Linked DNA regions of Mus musculus: regions 1 and 3 are each linked to region 2. Evidence: chromatin loops called from intact Hi-C (ENCODE). Cell type or tissue: left cerebral cortex. All regions are shown on one strand.

Region 1 (8,000 bases), 110 kb before region 2:
TTCAGACAGGGTTTCTCTGTGTAGCCCTGGCTGTCCTGGAACTCACTCTGTAGACCAGGCTGGCCTCAAACTCAGAAATCCACCTGTCTCTGCCTCCCAAATGCTGGGATTAAAGGCGTGGGCCACCACCGCCCAGCTTGAAGTTCAGAGCTTTAACATTAATCAACAGAGTTCTGATAAATTAGTCTAACTCGGGTAAAGCCTTCCACTACACAATCCACTATCACAATCACAAGTTCAAGATTTTAACTTTCCTTTGGTTGTCTTTTAAGTATAGACTTGAAAGTGTTTCTCTATGTTAGATCTGTATACACCCAGTCTCCTGAAGAGAGGCAGAAGCCCCTCCCCCGCTTTCATGGCTTGTAGTCATACTGTACCCCAGGGACCTAGCTATTGCTTATGCTATCTCCTGCCAGCCTCTGTCCTCAGCATCCCCTCTCTCATTCTTGGCATGCACCCTTCCCTCAGTGCCCTCCTTTTCTCTGCCCTCATGGCTCTGTTCTCATCTGTCTGCCAGTCTATATGCCCACTCATCTCCCTCTACCCTTTACCCAGGTCCTCACTCTTCTCCCCTCCCCTAATAAACCTCCTTTAGACCAGATCTGCTGTGTGGCTTAATTTCCTAGGGCACACCTCGGCATGGGCCTGCCAAAGGTCCACATTATATTTCATAATACACAGCTCTTACTCTGATGGATTGCAACCATTTAAATTATCTAATATTTATACCAGTAAAGACACAGGAAGCATAAACTGAGGTAAAAACCTGATAACTCAGCAAGGTAACTTTATTTTCTGAACTATATACAAAGTATCTACTTACCAGCCTGATTCTCCAACTAAGCTGCTAGCGCTTTAGGAACATCTTTGTATGTCCCCCTACTGAGCTAGTCTGCCTTTCTCTTGAGATTCTCCCAAGCTAGAAGAGCTCCTTAGCTCTCTTTCCTAGAGTTCTGTTTTACCCGTGTCTTGCCATGTGCTTCTCTGTAGTTCCTACAGGCCCACAGAGAGAATCTTCATCCCTTGCCTGGAGCTTCTTCCATAAAGGCTCTTCCAAGCCAAAAGAGGGAGTGAGGTCCAGTTGCTATAAAAGAAGTCTTTAGCTCCTCCTAGACCCTTGGTAGGTTGAACCAAGTCGCCTCACCATTATGGTGGTAGGGGTCCCAAGCCAACACAGTAGGCCAAACCTTTACATGGGGTAGCTCAAAGGCATCCAGCTGACTTTGCCTCAGGTCATAGGAGAAAGACCACAAACCCTCTCCTAAGCATTTGCCTTAAAATAGCTTAAAATAGGCAGGCGCTTTCCAGTCTGTAGCATTGTTATCTATGGAGGCTTTCAGAGGCACACCCAAACTGCATCTCTTCAGGACACGCCTAACTACATCTTACTACACAATATCTATTTAAACTTTTATATTTTGCTAACAATTAAGTTTTCTATGTATAATGATCACATACCCTGCAACAATGGGTTGTAGTGGGAAGCTGGTAAGACAGAGGGGTAAGAGCATGGTCACAAAGGGAACCACATTCATTGTGTACCTGAATGCACTAAATCCAGAGAATTTAATGACTTCCACAAGATGGCAATATTTCGCAGCAATATAGGGAGGAAAACTTTGGAATGATGATATGTCAGTTACTTTTCTGTTGCTCTGATAAATGCTCTGGCAAAACAATTTTCAAGAGAAAAGGTTAATTATGGTTCACAAGTCCCATCAAAGTTGGGAAATCTACAGATCCACAGAGAAGGAGCTTGAAGCAGCTGGTCACAACTGTTGGTGATAGGGGTACAGGAAAGAACCAGGATATGGTTAAGGTCTTTTCTGTAGGAGAGAGAGAGAGAGAGAGAGAGAGAGAGAGAGAGAGAGAGAGAGAGAGAGAGAGAGAGAGAAAGACTGAACATGGCCAGGGTGGCAGAGTGGGAGAGAACAGTGAAGATGGGAGATGGCAAGAGATGGAGATAGAGAATATAGCCAAGGAAAGTAAGAGAACAAGAGAGAGTAAGGTGGAACAAGAGAGGACAGAGTGGGTAGCCAGGTTATAAGGAGGGGGGCCTGTGAGCTTCAGGGAGTTTAGGGGAGGGAGGAGGCCAGAAAGGCTAGGATGCTGGTGTGGACTTGGAAATGTATCACAGGCACTGGTGATGCTGAGGGAGCCTGGAGGCCAGCATGGGCTGTGATAGGCACCACTGTCACCATGTGTCCCTTCTGCCAGAGACCACACCTTCTGGCACATGGGAACCAGTTTCACAAGGAAACTAAGGAACGCTAGCTTTTATCTAACTGCCAGAAATCCTCCTGTAGTCCAGGCTGAGCTCATTTCTGCGCCTTCTGGGGTATTGGGAATTAAGAGTTTCCTTCGCACCTGACAACACTGAATCTACAATCTGGAAGCAGACATTGATTAATGCCTATGTTTAGCTTAATTTTTCACTTATACAGTCTGGGATCCCCTCCAGGGAATGGAGGGTCACCCACTGTGAGTGAGTCTTCTCACCTCAATAAAATCCCACACAGGCAAATTCAGAGAACCACATACTGAGCTAGAGGCCCGTCTCACTTCAAGGCACCCTGTTTTGGAAACAAACAAAAATATCTTTAATTCCAGAAGTCAGGAATACAAATTAGTAATCTTTATATTATTAAAGGTAAAAATATCTTTAATCCCAAAGGCAGGTGGATCCCTGACAGTTAAAGGCCAGCTTGTTTGAGTTCCAGGCCACCCAGGGTTATATAGTGGACCCCCCTCCCCTTCCCCCCCAAAAAAAACCCACCAACCTACCTAAAAGCAAACAAAAAGGAAGAAGAAGGAGGAAAGAGAAGGAGGAAGAACAAAATGGTAATACACTTTTGATCTTACTTTATCCCAAATAAATGTTTGGTAGCACATACACATATATGACAATATTCTTAAGTGTTGATACAGACAGACAGACAGACAGACAGACAGACAGAGGTGTTTTATATATATGTATTTAAGTATGCAATAGAGCCAATTGATTTTGAACTGAAATGTATGAAACAGTAAACACAAGTAAAGCTGTTTTTCCTTCCAGCGCTCTCTTTGAGACCGAGTCTCTCTGTGTAGCCCTGGCTGTCCTCGAACTCTGTTTGTAGAGCAGGCTGGCCTGGAACTCACAGAGACATGCCTGCCTCTGCCTCCAGAGTCCTGGGATTTAAGGTGTGTGGCACCACATCCCTCAAGCTTTTCTTTCTCAACAAATTATCCCAGATTTGTGCTACAGTGATGAAAAGCTAACACCACGTATGTATATATAGAAAGAGACTGAATTTTTAAGATTTAGTTTTAATTATGTGTGTTGGCATCCTCCTAACAGCGACCTAGCAGTAGCTTGAGCCATCATCTATCACCATAACTGCATGCATCACTGCTGGAAATAAAGCATATACGAGGGCTGCTTGCCTCCCCAGTCCTCTTCCTCACCTCCCTCCCCTCCCCTCACTCTCCTCGCTTTCACTCTCTCTCTTTCTCTGCTTCCACATATTCCTGACTGCCATCTCTCTCTCTCTTTCTGTCCTTCTCTATTACCAGTTTCTTTGCCCTCGTGGCTGTCTTCTACCCCTCCTCCAGGTCCCCTTCCTTCCCCCACAATAAACCTCCCTTATACTATGTCTGTCACACTGTGTGATTTCTCAGAGGGACACTTTGGCATGGGCCCAGCAGGTACCACCTAACCATGCCGCTACCGAGTTTATATTTCATAACAATGTGTGTCTGTATGTGGGTTTGTATACATGAGTACAGTACCTGAAAAGCCACGAGAGGCCACTGGATCCCCTGGAGCTGGTGTTATATGGGTCTGACTAAACCAAGCCTGGAAGAAGGAAGTGCTCTGAAACACTGAGCCATCTCTCCAACCCCACCTTAAGATTGCATTTTGCAATTGTGTCTGACTAGATACACTGTTAATGTTTGCTTTTCTTTCTAACTACAAGGAACCATAGGATAACTAGTGTTTAACGCTGAGAAGGAACCAATTATTTTGAAGTTTTCTTGCAGCTTCTGTTCGCTGTACTGATGTTTCTAAAGCTAACTTCTAGCCCTATGAGTAAATATAAGTTATCCTCTGAGGTGAATGCTTTGTTGCTTATGCTGAAAGCCAGGCCACCCCTGAATGAGCATGCTGTGAACTCTGCTGAGACACGGGGGCTGTGCTTGACAAGTCTTACACAGGCAGACAGCACTGCACTACCCAGGTGCTATGTAGACATTGATTCATTCAACTTTATTACACCAGAGAGCACAAGAGAGCCAGGACCAATGACACAAGTGCAGAAATTCCTCCACTGAGACAAAAGACTACATTTTAGCCAGGTCAGGAGGCAGAGGCAGGTGGATCTCTGTGAGTTCGAAGCCAGACTCATCTACAAAGCAAGAACCAGGACAGCCAGAGCTGTTACACAGAGAAACCCTGTCTTGAAAAAGAAAAGGCAAAATAAAACAAAACAAACAAACCTTTTTACTCTGTGCTTCTTATGTTCCAGGCTGGAGGCTACTAAAGCAGGGACTGGAAACAATATACATGAAAAAAATATAAACCCAGGCAGGGTCTACATTTTTGGAGAGGTGGCTTAATGGTTAAGAGCACTTGTTGCTCTCGAAGAGGACCACAACCATCCAAAGTTTCAGTTCCAAGGGATCTAACTCACTCTTCTGACCATCAAGGATGCAAAGCACATGCATGGTACACATATGTACATGCAGACAAAACACCCACATATATAAAATAAATATAATTTAAATAAATAAATAAATAACTCAGGCTGGAGAGATGGCTCAGCAGTTAAGAGCACTGGCTGCTTGCTGTTCCAGAAGTCCTGAGTTTAACTCCCCGCAAACACTTGATGGCTCACAACCATCTGTAATGGGATCTGATGCCCTCTTCTGGTGTGTTTGAAGACAGCTACAGTGTACTTACATATAAAATAAAGAAATCTAAAAAAAAAAAAAAATCAAAACCCATCCTTTGCTACAGTGGAATGATAAAAACCCTCAAACATTCTTACATTCTTATCCAAAATTCCCTGTGTTTTAGTTATTTGTTAATCTTCTATTTACCAAACTTCTAGAGTTTGTGCTGTCTGTAATTTTCTACCCCATTTGCAGAATGTTCTTGGTCTTTATGAGAACAAGAACAGAGTACAGCTGCCTGTTTGTTAATACGAACAGTCACGAACCGAGGTTACAGTGGGAAGCCACAGAAATCATGAATTAGCTTTTCGTCTTTATCAGTAAATGTTAATGAAGCCTGGTCCAGTGGAACCTGCTGGTAAGTGAAGGAGAAAGGTGGAAGAACTGGGACTCAAGGACTTATGCACACTGTTGGGGGTGGGGGTGGAGTTAATGGAGGCAGCTTGTTGCTGTGCGTGGTTAAATTCTGTATCCCAAGGTCTAGTTGGCTCAGGGCAAGTGAACTTTTACAAATACCAGCTTTTGTAGTTGTGCAAGCTTTACTCCTTAATTTAAAACAATTATTTAATAAAGGTGCCTACAGCTTGTAACAGGGCTGAACAGAGGTAGGTTAGGCGGGGCTTCAGTTGCTGGTCTTGGGGTCTGAGGCAGAGATAGGAGGAGAAGAGGGCAGAGAAGAAGGAAGAGGTTGCCATGGGGTAGATGTATCGTGAGAGCATGGCCATGAGGGCCTGCCTGTTGGAGTAGAAGTGGCTCATGCAGAACACGTGATATCTCGGGGTTACTGACAGGGAAGTAGACAAAGCAGCACAGAGGGCTGATACCTGCCCAGCTCTGGTGCTTTAAGGCTTATTAGAAATATAAAGGTTTGTGTCTTTTATTTCAGAACTAAATGATCTAAGGTAAATAATATTTACCGGAACAGCAGATTTTATGGAAAATGTGAAGTCCTTCTCACCAGAAAACAAAACAACAACAACAACAAAACTACCACCACCACCACCAACAACAAAAGAATCACCACATAATCTGACAACCCTGCTACTGTATCCGCATCCAGAGGAAATCAAATCAGTGTACAAAAGCCATCTGGGTGCCCATGTTTACCGAAGAACAATTCACAATAGTAAAGAAAGCACGCAACCATCCAAGAGTCCGTCGTGGATGGAGAAAAGGCGGTACATATCCGCCACAGAATCCTCCTTAGCCTGGAAAGGATGAGACCGCCATTGGAACACCATACACCGCTCTAGAGATCATTGATTGTGGGGAGCCGCCCTCACATTTGCCATTATAAGATGGCGCTGACAGCTGTGTTCTAAGTGGTAAACATAATCTGCACACGTGCAGGGGCAGTTTTCCCGCCATGTGTTCTGCCTTTCTTGTGATGACAACTGGGCCGATGGGCTGCAGCCAATCAGGGAGTAATACGTCCTAGGCGGAGGATAATTCTCCTTAAAAGGGACGGGGTTTTGCTATTCTCTCTCTTGTTCTTGCTTTTTCTCTCTCTTGCTTTCTCTTCTCTTGCTTTCTTGTTCTTTTTCTCTCTCTTGCTCTTGCTTTCTTGCTCTTTTTCTCTCTCTTGCTCTTGCTTTCTTGCTCTTGTTCTTTTTCTTGCTCTTGCTCTTCTTGCTCTCTGGCTCCTGAAGATGTAAGGAATAAAGCTTTTGCCGCAGAAGATTCCGGTTTGCTGCGTTCTTCCTGGCCGGTCGCGAGAACGCGTGTAAGAATTGACAAATGAAATCAGCCAAGTCCAGAAAGACAAGGACTGGTTTGATCTCCTGGAAGGGACAATAATGGTAGTTACGAGTGTGGGGTGCAGTGGGGAGGTAGCGGGGGCTAAGCCACAGTAAACAGGAGTATAAAGTCCTAGTGTGCGGCAGCACAGTAGGGCAACTACAGATAACGATGATGTGCTATAGTTTTCTTTTTTAAAGATTTATTCACTTATTTTATCTAAATACATTGTTGCTCTCCTCAGACACACCAGAAGAGGGCATCGGGTCCCATTACAGAACGTTGTGAGCCACCATGTGGTTGGTGGGAATTGAACTCAGGACCTCTGAGTAGAAGAAAATATTTCCTGGGGCCACAGATGTCAATCTTGCCTACATAACAAGTTTGAGACCAGTCCGGGCTTATTGGCTATTTTTATGCTGCTGTGATAAAATATCATGACCAAGGAAGGCACCTTGTGGGAAAGGAGAGGCAAGGATCTGTCACAGCAGGGAGTCGTGGAGGCAAGCAGTGCCTCAGTGGTGAAGACCCAAGTTCAGTTCTGAGCACCCACCTCACCGTAATCCAGCTCTGAGGACTTCCTCTGGACTCTGAGGGGGCTTGCACTCAAATGTAACTTTCAAATGCACCCACATGATTAAAAGCTAAAAACCTCTTTATTCATAAAAACGTAGACGTGCTTGGCCTGATTTAAGTATTATATAATGTATAATCTAAATATTACATAATAAATAATTAATTTTTAAAATTTAAAGCAGAGTCTCACTAAGTTGCCCAGTTTAGCCGCTATCCTTCTGCTTCTGTCTCAAAGGGAGCTGAAGTTACAGACATATCTCACTGTGTTCAACTTCTAATACATATCATTTTTATGGCTTTTCATGCTTGTTTTGTTTTGCTTTGTTTGTTAGCTGTTTGAGACAGGGTCTCAACTGGTCCCATACTCGCAGGGATCTGCTTGCCTCTGCCTCCCAAGCCCTGGGATTAAAGGTGTGTGCCACCCTGCCTGGGTGGGGTTTTGTATGGGAGGCAGGGGACTGAACCCAGAACCTTGTGCATGCGAGGCAAGCACTCTGCTCATTGAGCTACATCCTTAGCACCTTTCCCTCACTTCTGGGTTGTTTCTGTTTGAGGTGGAGTCTCGGACTGGCCTCAAACTCACAGTACTCCTCCTGCCTCAGCCTCCAGAATTCTTGGGTCTGGGCCTCGCTGTCTGGTTTGTTTGGGTTTTGGATTTGAACTTAGGGCTCTTACTACATTGTTCATCCTAGCCTTGAATTCCTGGACTCAAACAATTCTGCCCCAGCATCTGAGGTATATGTGGCTATAGA
Region 2 (8,000 bases):
ACCTTTATAATATTTTCTGCCCAAGTCCACTCTCCCTAGCACTTTTCTAGGTATTCTGCTCAACTTCTATCTTATCAGTGCAACATTTCAATTTTGTCTATAATAAAGGCTCCCAAGTTCACACCAAAGGGCTCTACAGTTCGTCATTTCCAGGGGACCACCTGAATTTGGGTTTCTTTCTTTTGAAAGGGGAGGCACTCTCATCATCCAGGCTGAACTAGAATGTTCTACAATGTATGGCAATCTTTCTGCTTTTTACTCCCTCTCCCCTCAGTGCTAGGATTACAGGCATGTACCATCACATATGTTTAGGGGTTTTTGGAGGGGGAGGGTGGGAGTGAGTATCACTATTGTTGAGAGTTAGGGTCTTTTTTTGTTTGTTTTGGGTTGTTTTTGTTTTTGTTTTTGTTTTTGTTTTTTTGTTTTTCGAGACAGGGTTTCTCTGTGTAGGCCTGGCTGTCCTGGAACTCACTCTGTAGACCAGGCTGGCCTCGAACTCAGAAATCTGCCTGCCTCTGCCTCCCAAGTGCTGGGATTAAAGGCGTGCACCACCACGCCCGGCGTTTTGGCTTTTGTTTTTTTTTTTGTTTTTTTGTTTTGTTTTGTTTTGTTTTGTTTTGTTTTTTTTGAGACAGTGTCTCTGTACAGTCCTGGCTGTCCTGGAACTCACTCTGTAGACCAGGCTGACCTCGAACTCAGAAATCCACCTGCCTCTGCCTCCCAAGTGCTAGGATTAAAAGCGTGCACCACCACGCTCAGCTGGGAGTTAGGGTCTTACTGTGTAGACTTGGCTGGCCTCCTGCCTCTGCTTCCCCAGTCCTGGGATTATATGCATGCATCAACATGCTGAATTTCTTAGTAAGATTGTGCTTATTTCTGCCAAACCATCTATCTTCTTCTTTGCAATCCACTAAATAATCTTTTAAAACATCTCTCGGTGTGTGGTGGAATACTACTGTAATTCCAGCAATAGGGAGGCAGCGTCCGGATGACTGGGAGGCCTGGGCTACATAGTTAGACCATGAATCAAAAAAACTAGCAGCATATCATATGTATTTAGTCATATGTATATGACATTATCAGTACGATATTCAATATTGTCCCTATTTAAAATGTTTCTAGAATGAAGGGTAAGTTCTAATTCCTTATCAATCCCTCCCTAATAGAACTTTTTATTTAATCTCCTTTGCAAACATGCCTCTAGAGTGGAACGGGAAAGCCACTCCCAGTTCTCCAGCCCACCCATTTCTGCCCTTTCTTTCATCTGCTTCCTTTGACAGAATCCTGTTTCCCTGGAACATAGACCCTAGATTCACTCTGAACTGTTTCCTGAGAACTTTTCTCTCAGATGAAGTTATTTCTTCCTTCTACTTGGTTCCTTACAGCATTTACCTTGTTATCTGTCAACAATTTGGTTATTTTACGAACATTCCATTTCTCCTGCTAGACTGCAAACAAAATGTCAAATGGTGTGTTCATGTGGGCAAGAGCCTCCTTGGGAAGTTGCTGCAGTTTAAATGGATCAGAACTTAACAAAAGTGTTAGAGACTGAGCACAGTGGATCATAACTTCACATCCCAGAACTCTAGAGGTCAAGACTGACATGAATTCAAGGCCAGCACGGGCAATATATTAACTTCCTATCTCAAAAAAGGAAAAGGGGAGGGGAGAGAGGGATGGAGAGGGAGGAGGTAAGAGAAAGCTAAGATATGTCAAGAAAAATAGGGGAAACAAAAACCAGAAACTGAGCTCACAGTTCCCAACTTGTAATACTCTCTACCTCTGAAACATTCTGGCCTTACCAAATCTGCAAGAGCTCTTCCTTTCTTTCTGCCTTGGTGATTTATTAATTACTGTACCGATTACAAGATAAATGGAGTGAAAGAATGTGAAGGAGAGAGGGTTCAGGGTCTTACTTTAAAAGATCTTACGTTGAAGGGGCATCATAAATAGGGTAATACACGACTGTAATCTCAATCCCCTTAAATTGAGGCAGGAGACTTGCTATTTGGAGGTCAGTTTCAGCTACAGAGAAGTGCCCTGTCTGCCTGTCCCTCCCCTTCATTGTGCTGAGTCTGGAGTTGCAAAGATTTAGCAGGCTAGGACTGACTGCTAGTGATAAAATGGCCTTTGGTTTTTCCTTTTTCCAGACAGGGTTTCACTACGTGTAGCTCAAGCTGTCTAGAAACCAGGCTAACTTTGAACTCAAGAGATCCATCAGCTTCTGCCTTCTTATGCTGGGATTAAAGGCATGCACCACCTCATCCAGCTAGAAAAAGGATTTTAAATATAAGGGGAGGGGGGAGGCTACATCCGTCATTTTACTTTAGTAATAAAAGTTTATTAAATAATAGAGAATAGAGAAAAAACGGCCGGGCAGTAGTGGCGCACGCCTTTAATCCCAGCACTTGGGAGGCAGAGGCAGGCAGATTTCTGAGTTCGAGGCCAGTCTGGTCTACAGAGTGAGTTCCAGGACAGCCAGGGCTATACAGAGAAACCCTGTCTCGAAAAACTGAAGAAAAACAAAACAAAACAAACAAGATTAGAGAGAAACCCTGGTGTGGTGGCACGTGCCTTTAGCAGGAGCACCTAGGAGCACCTATATACCAGGCAGAGTTCAAGGCTAGCCTGGTATATAGAGGGAGTTCCAGGACAGCTTGGGTTGCACAGAGAAAGCCTTTCTGGAGAAACAAAACAAAAGAATAAAAAAAAAGAATGACTTCAAACGAGAAATGCAGAGGATTAAAGAGATGTGCCTTTAAGTCATGTAACTTCAGCAACACTGGCCCCGCTTTAATAGGGCTGGGTCTGACTGCATCAACCCTTTTTGAAAATGAAGACAAAGAAAGAAAAGCCACATTTAAAAAAAAAATCTACTGCACCATATTGCAACATGCGAACACGGAGGAACATTCTGGTACGATCAAAGCCTCAGTAACCACACCGGACTGGTTCTTGCTGGCCACGGGGAACTCATTTTCATAACGGAGCTCCGCAACCCATGGAGAGGCGGGAACCTCTCCCTCGGAATACAGTCCCCGGGCATAGTATACAGTTGTTACATAAACTAGTGCACCGAGAAAGCCCCGTGATGGCGCACACCCTCCTCTCCTAAAATACTGGAGTCGGTAAGCCGAGGACCCAGGACGGTCCCGAAGGCTGCCGTCAGCATGGACTAGCTGCCGGCTCACAAAGCGGATCGTTGGCTGCTAGCGTGGCGCGCAGGCGCCGCAAGGGCGAGGGCGCGATCCGCGATCCGCTGGGCCGCGCGCCCTCTGCCCCGCCTACGAAACTAGCAGCCCGCTGGGGAGCGGCTGCAGCGCGAGGGCGGGAAGCGAGCGCCGGGCCAGCACCTGCCAGGCCCGGTGGTCCCGCCCTTCGGCCCCCTAACTGCACAAGGCTGTCCTTCCCCTTCCGCCCCTCCCACATTCCCCGGCGGCACAGGCCCCACCCCCGTCGTGCGGCCGACCGGCCGTCTGTGACGTCAGCAGCCCCCGCCCCCCTGAGTATAAATACTGGCGTCTCTGGCACCGCCTTCCCACACTCTCTGGCTCAACTCTCGCCGCGGTGTTTCCGTTTTTCTCTCTGGTTGTCTCCTGCTCTGCTCTTCTCATCCTTCTCGCTCTGCTGCTCTGCGGAGTGACGAGGCTGAATCCTCTCCCCACCCAGTTCGCGCCTTTCTTCTTTTTCTCGCGCCGCTCCATTTCTCCAGTTCGGCTGCCGCCGCCACTGCTGCTCAGCTGGTGTCGGTGCCGCGCGTTTCCCCCACGTCGTCCCCGCAGCCTATGGCCCAGGCCGCCTTGGGTATTTCTGCTCAAGGTAACCACATCCCTCTTTAAAAATTCCGCCGAAAAAGAGAAGACGCTTTACCCGACTCTTTGGGCCGTTATCTCACGTGAGTACCGGACTTAGGGGCGCGGGAGGGTCCGGCGCCTGGGCTGGGCCACGCCGCCCTCGGTGTCCCCGCAGTGCCCCGCAGCCGGCGGCCTCGAACATGGCGGCCGGCGGCGTGTGTGGCGGCTGCCGGTGGCCCGGGCGGCGGCCGGCGCCTCGCGACCCAGGGCGGCAGCCGACAGCCGCGGTTGAGCGAGGGGGCGTGTGCGCGTGGGGCCGCGCTCGGGGGCAGGCTGGCGGTGGTCGCTGTTCCCTCTCGGCGGCATGCGGCCCCCACCCCACTCCCGTGGTGCATTGCTGTTTCCGGGGAGGGGGTCCGGCGGCAGCCTGGAGGGCTGGGGGTCCCATCGCCCTCTCCCTGTCTCAGTGCCTGCAGGGGGTTGTGGTGCGGAGTGGACGGGCTGCGGCGGCCGGGGCTCCGGGTTATGAATGGAGCGGGGCGGGCCTCGAGCCGGCATCTGGTGACAGCTGGGAGGAGGCTGGATTCTTGCGGGCGGGAGAGGGGGTGCGGAGTGCGCGCTCCCCCTCTGGCGGTGGAAAGTTGACCTCACTCGGGGCCGGCGGCGGGGAAGCCCCGGTGTCAAGTAGCAAGCGAATAGGCCTTTGGCCCTTTCTGGAAACCTCGGCGCTGCTGACCCGCCCCTGCGGCTCTCCTGATTGGGCCAAGTCGCTTTCACTTACCCCAGTCACCTCCTGAAGCCTGGAGATTAGTCACCATGGCTTCGTTTTCTGGTCCTAGCTGTGATCGCGGGGCAGAAAGAGGGCGAAGGGTAGGTTGATGCGGCTTATCAAGGACTCTGTTGGCTGCCAGCGGTTAGTAGTGTTTAAACGTTTTATGGTATTAAGTATCATGAACGTGTGTTACTGGCTGAACGAAGCAAGCAGTTTACACTGTTTACAGCCTCAGGATGTTTGAACAGATTGAACTCAGTTTTGTGGTGGATATCTTAGGTTGTTCTTGTCCTGTGGTGTTTTACCATTAATATATGCACAGCCTGGGTGAGAGCTGATTAACTTCCTCAGGAAAGGACTATGAGAACTAGGCCCGACAGGAAAGCAAGCTTGGTACCAATAAGCCCCGAGGAATTCACAGGTAATAAGTAGGAAAGGGTGTTTACATAAAACTGTAGGTTATAAAGATAAATGAGTAATCAATTTATTTCTCTAATGTTTTAGTATGATTCCCAACAATGAACTCAGAGTGGTACCTTCAATTTAGATTCCGCAGCTAACATTTTACTCTACTTACCTTCCAGCCATCTTACTAATTCTGCATTACGGACATCAAAATGCTTCATAGCTCTAACTTGAGTATTTCCATACATTAAATACAGTCCCATTCTCTAATTTTTAGAAATTGGCAGTAAAATTCTCATTATTTATTTGTACTGTTTGATTAGATTTTGTTGTTTGTTTGAGACAGGACCTCACTTTGTAGCCCAGACTTGAGTCTGATTTTCCTTCCTCATCAGCCTGGTGCTAGGACTCCAGGCTCAGGACAAGTTTGGCTTGTATTTAGTACGTTTTAGCAAAGTGATGCCAGGTGTTGTTACACCTGTAATCCCAGGAAGTTCTTGAAGCTAGCTATGGTCACATAAAGCAAAATCCTGTGTGCAAAGAGAGGAGAAAGAACTTTATAATCTACATCTAGGTCAAGACAGAACATTAACATCCTCATCTAGCCCTCCTGACAGGTCACAGCAGTTCTTGTGAGGCCCATCTAGCCTTCCTTTTTTTTTTTTTTTTTAAATCAAGGGACTTAAATGGAATCAATTGATATGCATGCTTTTGTGCAAAAGGCTTTTATTTAGCATATTTTATATGTTAATAAATTGTTTCTGGTAGTCCATTGTGTGTATATGTATATGCCTGATTTTAAAAAACTTTGCCGGGCAGTTGTGCATTCCTTTAATCCCAGCACTTGGGGCAAGGCAGATCTATGAGTTTGAGAACAGCCAGGGCTGTACAGAGAAATCCTGTCTAAAAAAAACAAACAAACAAAAAAAAAACAATTTTTTTTTGGAAAATCTGCAAAGATAGCAGAAACATTTGTAAAGATATTTCGAAGAGGAAAACAATTTTGAGGAGTGTCAAGGTGGAGCTAGATTTGTGGTTGGTCAAGTGATTGCCTAGAATCTCCAGCCCTGGGTTTGATTTCCAGCACCCTATAAACCAGGTGAGAAGCACTTCTGAGATCCTAATCCTCACATTGATTGTAATCCCAGCATTTGGGAAATGGAGGCAGGATTTCACCTCTTTGGCCCCAGAAGTGTTTAGGGCCAGCCAGCCTAAGGCTGCATGACCTTTCTGCCCATCTCCACCTCCCTCCCAATTTACACAGGTCATTCTAAAGGAGAGTAATTTTTCTTTCCTCTTTCTTCTTTTCTTTTTTTCTTTTTCTTTTTCGCTTATTCTAGACAGTTTCAAAATTGCACAACTATCCTGTAACTCACTCTGTAGTTCCAGCCTGGAACTCAAAGATCTGACTGCCTCTGCCTTTCAAGTGCTGGGATTCAAAGTGTGAGCCACCATTGCTTGGCTAGGAATTTGTTTTTCAGTATTGCCTTTCATCCACATTTCACGTACCCCTTCCTTTATACTATCTCCTCCAGATAAATATTTGCATTTATCCTGTATGTAAATGTCCATCTTACACTGTGCACCACTTTTTGTATCTATTAAATTATCTTTAAAATCAGGGAGCCTTCATTTCCTAGTAGTATCTGTGTTAAATGAAAAGGTTTAGATATTACTGAAGAACATTAGTTGGTGTCTTAAAGTTTAATGCCCTCAGTGTTTCACAGAATTGATCTTGGATTGCCATAAGCAGCAAATAATAGCTGTGAATAAAACAGGGGGAATGTCTTATCCAGGATAATTGTTAACATTCCTTAGGAGAGAGGTAAGAATGAGCTAATTTTCAGCATGGTTGTTTGTTTTTTGTTTTCGAGACAGGGTTTCTCTATGTAGCACTGGCTGTCCTGGTAGACCAGGCTTGCCTCGAACTCAGAAATCTGCCTGCCTCCTGAGTGCTGGGATTAAAGGCATACGCCAGCACCACCCAGCCATGATTTAGTTTTTAAAAATTAGGTGTTTGAGGAAGTAGAAGGTTTTATAGATTAAAACATGGGAATTTAGTTTGGTGAAATGCCTGCATCCATGATGGCCATGGGTTCAATATATAGTACAGTAACAAAGTTGCTAGGTCAGTATATTGTTTAGAATCTGAACGTCATAGTTTTCACAAGTTGTTTTGAGATATCATCTCATAGAGCCTAGACTAGTTTTCAACTCCTTATGTAGGTGAGGCTGGTGTTCAACTCCTGATCTTTCTGCTGTTATTTCTCAAGTGCTGGAGATTACAGCTTTTAACAGTGGTCAGTTTTCCTCACTAAGTAGAACCATTTTTGCTTTGTTTAAAGTTGCCTAGATCCTGTTTAAGTAGGTTATAGAGTACTTCTGAGAACCTACAAACTCTTGACCTTGTATATCGTTTCTAATTTAGTATCTGGTTCCCTTTTTACTACCCCTTCTTAGGAAATATAATAATCAGGATGTAGTACTTTAATAACTACTGAAGCACAAATGATATATTTAGGTTGTATATATAGCACTTTGTAAATTTTAACCCCACTCAGTTAAACCATTATTGAAATGACCATTTCTAAAGCACTAAATGTAGCACTTTTTTTTTTTTTTTTTGGTAGTATGACAAGCTTCACACTCATTTGCTTCTGGTGATAGTAAAATGAAATAGGTCTAGAGGGACTAGATATAAGGAGAAAAGCTATATAGACTTGCTTAGGGCTTTCCCAGTTACTTTCCTTTTGGAGACAGGGGCTAATGTCTCCTAAGTTGGCCTCAGGCTCTTGTTTTTTTATAAAGCATGACCTTGAACTCGTAGTTCCTGGTCTGTTTACACAAATCCTGGGATTACAAAATATGTGTACTACCAGGCCTAACTCTTTAGTATTGTAGTAGGAATTTGCAGCAAAGGATAGTATGAACTTGACCAAATAGTTCCAAGATTTGTGCTAGAATATTTGAGGGTTTTTTGTTTTTGTTTTTGTTTTTTTTTTTTGTCATTTTGACCTTGCTATGTAACC
Region 3 (8,000 bases), 590 kb before region 2:
GGTGACTGCAGTCATGGTGACCCTCTCACTGGTTTAGTTCATATAGTGCTGAACAAAGTGAGAACTGACTACACCTGGCAAAACTAAGCAGATCCGGGGATAGGAAAGCTGTTCACACTGACATCAACAGCTCTTGAGCTGGCAATATTTATTTAGTACATTTACTTTTCGGTCATTTCCATCAGGTTTGCAAAAGCTATTTTTAAAGTGTGTTTAGAAATGTTTGATCTCCTGTGATATCAACAGCTGTTTCTCCAACTGATACTTTAATAATTAAAAGAAGGTAGGTCATGCTGTTTCCAAAAATTTTCTTGTAGACAAACTACATCATCATTAATAAACAACATGTTCAGTACAAGAGTTTTTAACTAGAAAACACATTTCCAAGCATGGATTTTCAAAAGAATCTCTGAACAGCACAGTTTTTTGTTTTTTTTTAAAGCAATTTCCTCACTTATCATTAAAATGGACTTGGAAAAGCTGCACTGGTGCTACAAACCTTTAATCCCAGTGCTCTTGAGGCAGAGGCAGGTGCATTTGTAGAAGCTTAAGGCCAGTGGTCCATACAGAAAATTCCAGTCTAGACAGAGGACTGAAGCTCTGAGGGCCAGCAGAAAGAATGGAAACAGGCAACCTAGGGAGGTAAGGGGTGGGAGGACCCTCTAGAATGTACCAGAGACCTGGGAGGTGAGAGATTCTCAGGACTCAAAGGGAGGGACCTTAGACGAAATGCCCTATGATGGAGAGAGGGAACTATGATGGAGAAAGTCTACCTCCAGTAAAAAGACAGGGCATCAAGTTGAGGGATGGGGTTGCCATCCCACAGTCAAAAACTCCTACCCAGAATTGCTCCTGCCTAAAAGAACTACAGGAAGAAAAATGGAGAAAAGCCTGAGGAAAAGGAGGTCCAGTGACAGGCCCAAATTGAGATCCAGCTCAGGGGGAAGCCCCAAGGCCTGACACTATTACTGATGCTATGGTGTGCTTACAAACAAGGGCCTATCATGATTGCTCTCCAAAAGCCCCAACAAACAGCTGAAAGAGTCACATGCAGATATTTACACCCAACCAATGGACAGAAGTTGGTGACCCCTGTGTTTGAATTAGGGAAAAGCTGGAAGGAGCTGAGGAGGGCGACCCCATAAGAAAACCAGCAGTATCAACTAACCTGGACCCCTGAGATCTCTCAGACACTGAGCCACCAACCAGGCAGCATACACTAGCGATATGAGGCCCCCAACACATATAGAGCAGAGGACTGCTGGGTCTGGACTCAGTCAGAGAAGATGCACCTAACACTGCAGAGGCTTGGGCCCCAGGGAGTAGGGAGGTCTGATGGGGTTGGGGTGGAGCAGCGACATCCTCTTGCAGAGGAGGCAGGGTGTGGGATGTTGGAGGGTGGGCTGGGAGGGGGATGAAGTCTGGACTGTAAAAAAAGATTAAAGAATAAAAAACAAAAACACACCTGTCTCAAAAACAAATAAAAGGGGGAAAAGAACTTGGAATAGATTATATACTTTATTTTCTTTTAAAAGTCAAAAGAGAAAGCATGCTATTTAATATTCATAACTACAGAAAAGCTTAACAATTTCAGAAACAATTCATAGTTAGGTCATTCTTAGAACTTTGCCATAATTAAGTCAAGGTACTTCTGCTACAACAAATGTTTTTACAATCTTACCTTTCCTTCTATAAATCACTATACCACACAACAGATGTAGGCTGTAATATACTACACTATTCTAAAGGCAGAAGCCAGTCCCCCCTTGTCAACACTATTCTTCCCCGGAAACACAACATACGGCTGAAATGAGGCTGTAAGTTCATTAGATATCACATAAACAGGTATTAGAGGGCCATGTTTGTCTGTAAACAGGGTCCACTATGTATCCCTGGCTGGCCTGGAACTCACTATGTAGACCAGGCTAGGCTGGAACTCAGAGATCTGTCTGCCTCTGTCTCTGGAGTACTGGAATTAAAGGCTTGAACCACCAAGCTTGGTTCAGTTGGGTTGTTTGTTTGTTTGTTTTTAAAGATAGAAAATCCACACTGATGTTCTAACTGTATCCCTGTATTGTAATGTAGCATCTAAACACCTACTTGTAGAGGTAGAGAACTAAGTTCAAGCCCCCTTATGGTCTTCTATAATTCAGTCTCGCTGTCTCATCAGCTTCGGGTACTTCCTGGAGCTCAGCTCAAGCACCTTCACTCCCTGTCACCTAACCCACCTTGCATTTCCTCCTATGCAGCAGCCTTTCTAGCAGGACTTAACCTTCACCCACATCTACCCAAACCTCACACCCCTTGAAAATATTCATTTTATCTTCTAAATCATAATCGCTGTATCCACTTCCAACTTCCCTCATCTAGTCACACAGAAGCAACTAACACTAGTGCAGCACCTGCCATACATCATAAGCGCTGGGTATGATAGCTTAAAACTCATATAAAACCACATATATTTGTGTAAGGTGCTCTTACACATTAACTAGACACATCAGAACTATCGAGGATATTTCAACAATAAAGCTTCACCAGTACTTACCCAGAATTTAAATCCTGCAGAAAACTTACAAGGAAATAACACTAAATAAAATATAACAGATGTGTTTCTTGCTTTATATTTTAAAGCACTCCAAAAATTTTATTTTCTGTTTTGCTATTATATTTCTATTATAAAAATAAAAATAGCCGGGTGGTGGTGGCGGCGCACGCCTTTAGTCCCAGCACTTGGGAGGCGGAGGCAGGTGGATTTCTGAGTTCCGAGGCCAGCTTGGTCTACAAAGTGAGTTCCAGGACAGCCAGGGCTATACAGAGAAACCCTGTCTCGAGAAAAACGAAAAAACAAAAACAAAACAACACAAATAAATAAATAAATAAAAATAGGGAGATACTGTTGAAAAAAGATGTTACTATAAAGTAGAGTTGTATCTCCTAGCATAAGATTCTGTGTCCCAGCTGTCACCCATTCATTCATTCATTCCGATACTTACAAAGTAGCTATTTATGTGAGTTATTGTCTAAACACTGCATATAGGAATAGGATTCTTTCCTCTCTTTTCAAGCTGATAGGAAAGCCTGCTAATCAGCATGAACCATGAGATAATGTGATAAGCACTGACAAATCCAAACAATGTGTACTGAAAACACAGAAGAGGACACTGATGCGCAGGATGGAGGGCACTTGTAGGGATAAGTATGTAAAGATACGTACATAAGTATAGCTCCAAGACAAAGCCTGAAATGCACCCACATTGGCAAGGGTAACGTAAGCCACTGTCTTAGTTAGGGTTTTACTGCTGTGAGCAGACACCACGACCAAGGCAACTCTTATAAGGACAACATTTAGTTGGGGCTGGCTTACAGGTTCAGAGGTTCAGTCCATTATCATCAAGGTGAGAACATGGTAAAATCTAGGCAGGCATGGTGCAGGAGGAGCTGAGAGTTGTTCTACAGCTTCATCTGAAGGCTGCTAGGAGAATACTTTCTGCTAGGCAGCTAGGACTAGGGTATTAAAGCTCTCACCCACAGTGACACACCTACTCCAACAAGGCCACTCCCTGGGCCAAGCACTATAAACCATGACAGCTCCATCCAGCAATGCACTGTTTGGTGAAAGTGGAAGAAAAAAAAAAGTAATGAGGTTCAAAGATTCAAAATAATTAACGTCAAACTCTGGGGACAAATCTACTTTTCATTTAAGAAATATTACCAAAAAAAAAAAAAAGAAAAGAAATTATTACCATGTAAAACACCTTGGGAGCTGGGGGGGGGGGCCATATACCACACGTTAGCAATGCTAGGGGGAGGAGAGAGAACCTTTAGTAACGCAGACAGGGTTTCTCTCTGTAGCCCCGGCTGTCCTGGAACTCACTCTGTAGACCAGGCTGGCCTTGAACTCAGAAATCCGCCTGCCTCTGCCTCCCAAGTGCTGGGATTAAAGGCGTGTATACGTAACTACTTCCCACTAGAGGAAAATTCTCACAAAGGACGTAGAGGTATGTGCCATCTGCAGTTCTGATCCTCACCAGCCCCGTGTGGACGCAGCCGCCTAGGCGGAGAGGGAAACCGAGACCAGAGCGCTGGCCTCCCGCCCCTTTTACTGCTCGAAAGCTGGCCAGACCCAAAGAATCCGGGAGGAGGCCCCTTCCTCTGTTCCAGTTCCTCTCACCTCTTTGTATGTCCAGCTTGGTTTCGCGGACATAGTTGTCAGGGTTTCGGCTCAGCATTTTCACCTTCATCTTGGCGGCTCTGGGTGTCGGACTCCACGAGCCTTTAAACCGGGCTCGACTTACCGGGGCCAGCACGCAGACACACTACTTCCGCCTTCCGCGGGCTTCCTGTCACGTGGCTCCGCAGAGTGGCAGCCGGATGGCTCAGCTGGACCTCGCGGCGTTCCGTAGTCTCTCCGGCTAGGAGCTGGAGGGGGCGGTCCTTCAGCTGTCGCTCGCGTCTTGACCCGAGGGCGAGCGCGCGCAGCTGTGGGCGGGGCCAGGCCTGCTGGGCGGGGCTAAGCAAGCTCCGCTCTGAGGTTTCTCCTACTCCCCGCTTTGCCGCGGGTGTGACTTGCCTGCAGCAGCGTCCCGGGCTCCGGTCCCGGAAGTGGGCTCGCGTCCTGCGGTTCCAGGCCCCGGGCCGCGACAGTCGCCACGGTGGCGGCCACTACATCACGCCCCACGTCGGCGGCGCTGGACGCCGTAGTGTCGACGAACCCGGAGCCCATGACAGGCCAGGGCCAGTCGGCTGCCGGGTCGGCGGCGTGGAGCGCGGTGTTCCGCCACGTCCGGTACGAGAACCTGGTGGCTGGCGTGAGTGGCGGGGTCTTGTCCAACCTGGCGCTGCACCCGCTCGACCTCGTGAAGATCCGCTTCGCTGGTAAGAGCCTGCCCACGTCCCGGGCGGCTTCCCTTGCTGCCAGCCCCAGCGAAGCACTTACACGCAGAAGAGACATTAGTCTCCCCAGACTCTACTACAAGGGGGAGAGCCCCTAAGATGATGCTGTGCACCCTGCGTTACCTGGAGCTAGGATTTAGGAAGGGGACCCCGGCTTTCCCTGTGTCTCCTAACCATAAAGGATAGGGAAAGTGGGTGAAGTTTGAGAGAAAGGAGGTTGTCACATTTGACCCTCATGTTCACGAGTCATTCACTCTTTGGGGTAATTTGAAGTCTTAGGGCAGCCACGTGTTTGGCTGTATAAAGTCAGACGAAAGTACAAGTGTGTGAGCCGGTGCTTTGTCACCTTCGGAGAGTAAGGTCATAGTTTGGGATTAAAATATTCACTAAAGTTTCTTTAGTTTGCAGTATTTAAAAATATGCATTGTCTGGTGAAGGAAGGAGGAGCTTCTACACTCTAAATAACTGTATTAAAGTGTGAATTAAGTATATGGAAATTAGCACGGCATTTTAGGAATTAATACCAAGTTGCATTACATAGGTGAGCCTTGGTAACTATTTAGAAACCATTTCTGTTATTTCATTTATTACAAACTAAATTTTTCCAGAAAATCAAATCTTTAGAGATGGATTTAGTAGAGCATTCTAATTTTATTCGATTTACTTGATGTATGTGTCTTAATGTTGAACAGTGGAGTCGAACTAAGAAGTACCAACAGTTTCTTATCGTTAGGAAACTTAAAAATGTAATTACCCTAAGATATATAAAAGGATTCTACACAACATGAAATCAGTTGCTAAGTAGAATAAATTCAAATACAAAATAAGAGCACAAATAGGCTATATAAAAAGACTATATAAGGAAAGCTGGGGCTGGAGAGATGACTTAGCCTTTCCACAGGACCCACATTGAGTTCTCAGCACCCACTTTGAGCAGGTGGCTCCCAACTGTCTATAATTCTGGCTTCAAGGAAACCTAACATCTCTGGACTCTGCCAGCACATGCACATACCCACCCAGGGGCACATATGAAATATGAAATGATAAAGTAAATATTAAAAAAATAAACATAGGTGGCTTGTATGTATCTGTAAAGGTTCCATATTAAAGTCCTCAACAGGATTAATATTTTGACAGCTAGAGGAGACAAGACATTCCGTGGTGGAGAATGTGTGGTACCTGTGGAGTGTATTCTAGAAAAGACACCGCAGAGAAATAATTCCATGGAGTTTGATATGCAACTATAAATAATTGTTATAATAGTTGCAAACATTGATAACTAACTTTGATTGAATGTATAATAGGCATTTATTATGACCTTTATGAAGCTGATAATGGTAGGGGTTGAGTAAGTTGTCCAAGTCACAAGATGGTAAATAGCAATCTGAGGTTTGGGTTCAGCACTTTCACTCTGAAACTACCCTGCACTTACCCTCTCCCCGTAGCACCTCTAAGTCCCTGCTAACAGTGACTTGAATGTGAATAGATAGTCTTGGACTTCTTGAGATGAAGGTCTGTGGCTTGGTGTCCCTCTGACACAGCTTTCTCTAGGAGCAGAAGATGAGGCGCTGAAACTGAGGGTTGGCCAGGTTGGGATTTGGACAGTGCTACAGAGCTGACTAGTTTGAGGAAAGGCAGTTCTTGGTACCTGAGAAGATTCATTACCTTAGCGTGAGAAGAGTATTGGAAACTTGTAGGGTAGATAAAGTGGTTAGTTACAGAATAAGGGATTAAGGGTAGATAGTAACTCCTAGTTGAAGTCCTTCCCACAGCAGAGCAAGCGTGTGTAGTGGTAAAGCCGGCAGTTTGACTGAATGGCGAAAGGAAGAACTGAGGAAGATGAACAGTGAAAGGTTGTGTCGGTGTTTTAGTTAGGGTTTCTATTGCTGAGATAACACACCATGACGAAAGCACCCTGGGAAGGAAAGGGTTCATTCCTTATAGCTTTCTCATCCATCATCCAAGGAAGTCAGGGCAGAAACTCAAGGCAGCAGCCTGGAGGAGGAGCTGATGCAGAGACTGGAGGAGTGCTGCTTACTGGCTTACTCCTCATGGCTTGCTCACCTGCTTCTTGTGTAACTAAGACTTCTTGCAGCGGGGGTAGAATTGGGGGCGGCATCCCCACCTCCACACTGTGGGCTGGGCTCATCCCTACTAGTAGTCAAGAAAATGTTCTAAACTTGCCTGCAGGCCATCTGGATGAAGGCACTTTCTCAACTGAGGTTCCTCTTCCCAAATAACTCTAGCTGTGCTGAGCTGACATAAACCAATACAGTCATCAATAGGCATCAGTACTGAATAATGCCGACATTTTGTGCTTCCATATAATTAAGCCCACTTATTAAAATTACTGTCTAGCAATGGTGAGGAAGGCTAATCCTGAATGCATATGCTGTAAAACCAAACAATTCATTGACTCCTAAGTAAACTGGAGCTCCAGTGTTAACAGTTAAAAAAAAAAAAAGTAAAAATGTTATGTGAGAAAGGTGAAGGAATTCGTTAAGCTTCATATGGGAAGGGCCGTGCTCACTGTGAATTGGTCCTAAGAAAAGTTACAGGGATGCAGAATTAGGCCTGGCAAAGTAGTGGTACCCTCTGCAATGAAACACAAAGCGGCTGAGGCAGATGCTATTGAAAGAGGTTGGGAATGGGCATTGAATAAGCTCAGTGATTGACTGCTACCGTAGGTCTTAGGCACATAGGTCATAAGCTCAAAACCTAGTATCACACACACACACACTCACACACACACACACACACACACACACTCACACACACACACACACACACACACACACACGCTCACACACACACACACACACACACACACACACAAGTAGAGACAAACCATCCACATAGAGCACAAGGGAAGGGGATGTATTAACTAAGTAAGAAACAAGGTCTTCAGGTGTGACCGAGAAAAGGAGGGTAACTAAGCCAGCACATGAAACACTTTCTCCTGGGATGGTGGGACTACATAGTTTTTAAAGCCAGTGTACTTGTTGCTGTTCTTCAAAAAGAATTTAAAACTTAATGTCTTCTGTCTTGGCTCCTTCAATATACCAACTTTTTTGTTCAGTTACTGCCTCCTGGAATCTTTCAGTGTT

The links. Peaks named below come from ENCODE experiments on the same cell type or tissue, not always from the same donor. Only the 100,000 strongest peaks of a DNase experiment are listed, where the experiment ranks them.
Region 1: it touches region 2 in a loop (7-fold over the local background); 9 of 42 quality-filtered maps call a loop at or near these places.
Region 3: a loop joins it to region 2, with 3 times the contacts of the local background. A loop is called at or near these places in 10 of 42 quality-filtered maps.

What each region holds. Positions count from the first base shown.
Region 1 is chr15:38,621,041-38,629,040 of GRCm38, reverse strand. No RefSeq gene overlaps it. Among named protein-coding and RNA genes, the nearest start is that of 1100001I12Rik, 23 kb to the left of the region's middle. In left cerebral cortex, CTCF peaks have their summits at 1,578 (motif pointing right) and 6,918 (motif pointing right); a DNase peak (open chromatin) is centred at 1,507.
Region 2 is chr15:38,514,804-38,522,803 of GRCm38, reverse strand. Azin1 (antizyme inhibitor 1) reads left to right here and starts at 3,538. Exons shown (of 12, transcript NM_018745.5): 1 at 3,538-3,895. In left cerebral cortex, CTCF peaks have their summits at 3,255 and 4,423; DNase peaks (open chromatin) are centred at 3,386 and 4,459; H3K4me3 peaks cover 2,954 bases; H3K27ac peaks cover 2,509 bases.
Region 3 is chr15:39,109,223-39,117,222 of GRCm38, reverse strand. It overlaps Slc25a32 (solute carrier family 25, member 32), which reads left to right and starts at 4,507. Exons shown (of 7, transcript NM_172402.3): 1 at 4,507-4,875. The coding sequence starts at 4,722. It overlaps Dcaf13 (DDB1 and CUL4 associated factor 13), which reads right to left and starts at 4,349. Exons shown (of 11, transcript NM_198606.2): 1 at 4,172-4,349. The coding sequence starts at 4,241. In left cerebral cortex, no CTCF peak of the experiment used is centred here; a DNase peak (open chromatin) is centred at 4,420; H3K4me3 peaks cover 2,049 bases; H3K27ac peaks cover 1,016 bases.